Linked DNA regions of Homo sapiens: region 1 is linked to region 2. Evidence: read pairs that join two places in POLR2A ChIA-PET (ENCODE). Cell type or tissue: PC-3. All regions are shown on one strand.

Region 1 (2,500 bases), 160 kb after region 2:
CGTGTGGGGGAAACTCCTTGCAATTCAGCACAGTTTGGTATTCAGCCCCAGCCTCAACATGCAGATGGCACTGTTGGATGAAGCCACACCATCTTTTTTCCTGGGAGCCCCACACTCTTCCCAGCCTGCCTTCTAGCTCAGGGACAACACATTTTGAAAAACAAAGTATAAATCGATTATGTTGCAACAATGAACTTCACGTTTTGCCTCTTCTCATGTTAAAAGAGCCAGTATCATGAAAGCCTCAACAGTGAGCTTTATGAATCAAATATCTGTTATTTCTAAACAATCTGTTTACATTATGACCAAATAATTAGAGCCTATCTAGACTTACCAAAATAAGATAGGGCATAAGCGATTTATTGGTGCATCAGCCTTTGTTTGCTTTTTAAGGTTCCTTTATGTTTTAAAGGGATTTGAACAAAAGACATCAGGAGCTTACAAAGGAAAAATAGCTTCATTTTGGTTATGAGATACCAGAGTCAGAAATGACATTAGATTGTATAGAAAAGACTTCTAATTGTGTGCTTACTTCCCACATGATTATAATAAACTATATATTAACAACCTTGGGATCGTACTCAGGTTGTCAATTACACGGATGCATCTTTCACTTTTTTCTTTCCCAAGAGTGAGAGAAAGAGTGAGGTTGTGCTTAAGGCAGTGTGGAATTCTACAGAAGCTCTTCTTGGAAAAGGAGTTCAGGCACTTGTGTTGTAGACTGCAGTCTGATTCTGTTCTTACTTCCTCTCAGCATAAGGGAGCTTTGAAAAGAAAACTCAGACTTGTATCCGACTTGACCAGAAGCAAAATAACTTGATCATTGAAGCCACTATTTCTGTGTATTTGATCAAGTCCTCCTCTGGAATCCAATGCAGCCATATTCATATTTCGGTCTCTCTTAATGGACCTTGCTGGAAAGAACATTCTGTGCTAAGAAAATGGAAAATAAACGTGAGAAAACTTTAAGAATGAGCCTTCACACCTCCTGCAGCAGGTGATAGCTCTGTACTTCAGAGCTTGTCTCCAGGTTGAGAATTACCTGTTTTCCACTCTGAGGGGATTAGAAAGATACTGTTTTAATGGGTTATAAAACTTGTGTGAAGAAGATTGGCCTTCTCCACCTCTCCTGTGAAATAAATTGTTTGAAAACTCTTTGAAGAGAAATGGCTTCAGTATATTGTTCTATCTCTGCTACCCCAAAGCCCAGAGAACAAATATTAAGTATAAATTGCTAGGCTAGGTATGTCATATGTGGCAGCTTTGACATGTAAACCAAAAGACTGAGCCAAGTCTCAATCAATGTACAGGTTATTTTGCCAAGGTTGAAGACACACTAGGGAAAAGAGACACAAGCTACAGTATGATCTATGGCCCCTACTTTCTCCAAAGAGGATTTTGAGGGCTTCAGTATTTAAAGGGGAAAAGTAGGCAGGAGGAGAAAGGAGGAAAGAACAAAAAAAAGAGGGAGAGCATGGTCACATTCTTAGGAGGCTTTGATTCACACTCACTGAATCCATGTGTTGCACGTGGCAAGGAATGGGTAGAGGAACAGTCGATTATGTATGTCCCCTGCTCAGTAAAACTGCACTTTACAAAAGATAAACAGAATAGGGGAAGAAGTCAAATATGCATTTATCTCAGGCTGGGCAGTGGGGATGGTTTGTACTCTCCTCTTGTCCCATACTTGGGGAGGCCACCTGGGGAGACATGGCCTCTTGTAGCTATCTGTTTAGGAACAAAAGGAAAGACAGTGTTCTGTGACCCAGCTTCCAAGCTTAACTTTTCCCTTTGGTATAGTGAGTTTGGGGTCCCAAGATGTTCTTTTCCTTTCACAGATGTATGACACTTCAGCAGAAGGGTGAAGGCTGTAGAAGGGAGAGAAAACCCTCTTCCTGTATGGCTATTGATTGACTTTGACTTTTAACTGATTATGTCATCTGAGGAGTCTGTGAAGGTTTATGAAGAATGAATTCACCATACAACCTCCCCTCAGATGGAAATGTGTACATAATGTAGAAGAATAAGGGGCTGTGAGTTTCGGGGGTAAGAGGAGGGGAATAAAGTTAAGACTCCTAATACTGCTTAGCTTCTAGCCTTGGGTCTTGCCGCAACGCCTGCCCAACACCTGTGTGTGTGTGCTTTGCAAGGTTAGCTGGGACTTAGGTAGACCCCACTTTGTCTGTCGCTGACAGGAAACCTACACATTCTCTGCTCTTTCTGCTGTTTCCCTGACCTCGCTCTCCCATGGAATTTTAGATTCAATTCAGTGGAGTTCAGGTTCCAGTGTGGGTTGATCACCAGCCGATGCAATCCCCCTAGCATATGGGAAAGCAAAGGATCAGGAGGCATGAGATCCTAGTTCAGTCCTGGCCTTTGCTTCCTGGTTTGCCTAAGTCAGATGTTGGACATAGTATTGGGGTAGGGTGCTGATGAGTGGTAGTTGGTGAAGGGGCCATTTTCCACACAAGTCCCCAAGGGAGACAGACCAATTGGCAAA
Region 2 (2,500 bases):
GCTTAGACCCGTGGGGCTGGCAGAGCCCAGACCAGAGGCGTGGGAGCCGCGCTGCTGGTGCTGGGGGTGCTCCAGCCGGCAGAACAGTGGGAAGGGAAAAGCAGTGGGCCCATTTAGAGGTTGAAAGAGGCAGGGACTGAGAAGCTCCAGGGTTTGAGGACCACTCCCCCATCCATACAACAGTTAGTATCCCAACTGCGGACCATATGTCCCACGCCCCAGAGCGATGGCCCTTGTGGTTTTTTTTTTGTTTGTTTGTTTGTTTGTTTGTTTTTGAGACAGAGTTTGGCTCTTGTTGCCCGCTGGAGTGCAATAGCGCAGTCTCGGTTCACCGCAACCTCTGCCTCAAGCGATTTTCCTGCTTCAGCCTCCCAAGTAGCTGGCATTACAGGCATGCGCCACTATAACCGGTTAATTGTGTATTTTTAGTATAGACGGGGTTTCTCCATGTTGGTCAGGCTGGTCTCGAACTCCCGATCTCAGATGATCTGCCCGCCTCGGCCTCCCAAAGTGCTGGGATTACAGGAGTGAGCCACCGCGCCCGGCCGCCCCTTGTCTCTTTAGGTCTCTTCTGCTTTATCAAACATGGACACAAAAAGGGTGCTCCTCAGGCGTACAGGCGCCGCCAACCAGCCACTGCTTCTGGTAAAGAGTCTTTCATCGCATTTAGTCATTTCTACAGTAAAACGTATTTTCCAAAGAGTACAGAACACCAGTCATGATGAGTTTTGTTTCTTTGTTTCTTAGAATCAGGGGTTTCATTCGTCCACAGAGAAAGATGATTTCCTATTTTTGTATTTTCAAGTTGTAACACATGTTTTTTCCCTTAGCTCTTATAACGTTAATATTTTTATATTTCATTATGGGTTTTTATTCTTCATTAAAAATGTCAGTCCAAGGGAGGCCTTTGTTTCGTCCATTTAAGGATTAGAAGATTGCCTGGCACAGAGTACACACCTGATGAAGGCGTGCTGAATACCTAAGTGAATAAAAACGCGGCATAAATAGCAGCTCAGGGCTCTAGGCGGTCGCGTGACTGAGAGCCTAGGCGCCAAGGGGAGGAGAGGGTAATCGCGAAGTCTCCCCAGGGGAGAAACCGAGGGGCTGAGAGAACCAGATCGACGAGGGCCAAGGCCCAGCAGGATGCCTGAAGAAGCCGATTCTCCTGCCCAGGGTACCTGAGGTTCGAAGGATGCTTCGTGCAGGCTCGCCTTGTGTCTCACCCGCCAGACCTAGGAAGCCAGACCTAGGCAGGCAGTGGACACAGGTGGCCAATGGCTGGGCCCGTCCAGCCCCCGTCCTGCCCTCGTCCCGAAGTTTCCTGGGATTGGCTGCCTGCCCCGCGGCCCTCCTCCCAGCCCCGCCCTCGCCCAGAGTCTTCCCTGCGCCGAAAGCGCAGGTATGTTCCTAGTCTTGAGCGGGAGAAAATCACCCAGCTCGGAGCACCTGGCCAGTGGGACCGGTGGGTTCCTGGTGCCTGAATCCGGCTGTCCGCTCTGCGGTGCCCCGCCCCGCCCCAACCCAGGATCTTCCCAGCCCCGCTCCGCCCCAACCCAGGATCTTCCCAGCCCTCGTGTGTCCCCGCTCACTTCAGTTCCCGCCGCGAGCCTTCTTCTTGGTCTTCTGGCCTGGCGGCGATCGTCGGCCAGTTTATCCCTCGGAGTTGCACTGTGAGTGCGTTTCTGCCCTTTGGTCTCCGGCGGGGAGGGCTCCCAGGCAGGGTCTGGGCTCGCCCCGTGTCCCCTCGAGCTTTGCCCGCCCCGAGCTCCTCTGCTGCCCGCGGCCAGAACGGAGGGGTAAAGCAGCCCTCGGCGGCCCAGGGGGCGGACGGCCGTGCCCGTCCCAGGGCCGCGCGAGGCACAGGCGCTGCGTCCTGCGGAGCCGCTGGGAGAATCCCGGGGCAGGTCCCGGCGCGGTAACAAGTTTGCGCTTTGCCTCCCTAGGGCAGACACGCCGCTACTTTGTAGCGGGTTTCGGGCGGGCCACGCGTGCGGCGACAGGAACCCAACCCCGGCCGACCTTGGGCTCCAGGAATTCGTTGTCTACGTCTGCGGAGGTGCGGCAGCCTCAGTTTTAAGCGCAGGTATGTTCCTACCCTTGAGCGGGAGGAAATTACCCAGCCCTGAGCACGTGGCCAGTGGGACCGGAGGGTTCCTGGTGTCTGAATCCTGCTCGCTTAACAGGAAGGCAATAGAGGCTGTGCTCTGAACCTTTCCCTCACGATGATCTTCTGCCTGTTGACCATCCTGGTGTCTTTCCCATGTGGCCCTGTATGGTTGGCATGGTTCCTGTCTTTAGGACTTGTGAGTATAACGCTTTATTTTTTCCTGAGCTTCTCCTATGTCTCCCCTTTGTGAGCACAGTGGCCAAAGAAGTCCATTTGGTCCCATGTCTAATCCATCGCATAACTGCTTGGCCCCCTTTGGTAGCCATGTCTGTTTTAGGTTGTGGGGCATTTGCCCGACAATGAACGTGAGTCAGAGATAAGAGGAGGGTCGCA

The links. Peaks named below come from ENCODE experiments on the same cell type or tissue, not always from the same donor. Only the 100,000 strongest peaks of a DNase experiment are listed, where the experiment ranks them.
Region 1: POLR2A ChIA-PET joins it to region 2 with 13 read pairs; 4 of 35 experiments call an interaction of 5 or more read pairs at or near these places.

What each region holds. Positions count from the first base shown.
Region 1 is chr4:52,589,627-52,592,126 of GRCh38, reverse strand. It overlaps USP46 (ubiquitin specific peptidase 46), which reads left to right. Exons shown (of 9, transcript NM_022832.4): 9 at 1-1,167. Among named protein-coding and RNA genes, the nearest start is that of USP46, 68 kb to the left of the region's middle. In PC-3, no CTCF peak of the experiment used is centred here; no DNase peak of the experiment used is centred here.
Region 2 is chr4:52,750,513-52,753,012 of GRCh38, reverse strand. ERVMER34-1 (endogenous retrovirus group MER34 member 1, envelope) reads left to right here and starts at 1,588. Exons shown (of 3, transcript NM_001242690.2): 1 at 1,588-1,670; 2 at 1,944-2,083. LOC107986281 (a long non-coding RNA gene) reads right to left here and starts at 2,046. Exons shown (of 2, transcript XR_001741691.2): 1 at 1,590-2,046; 2 at 1-979. In PC-3, no CTCF peak of the experiment used is centred here; a DNase peak (open chromatin) is centred at 1,372; H3K4me3 peaks cover 1,490 bases.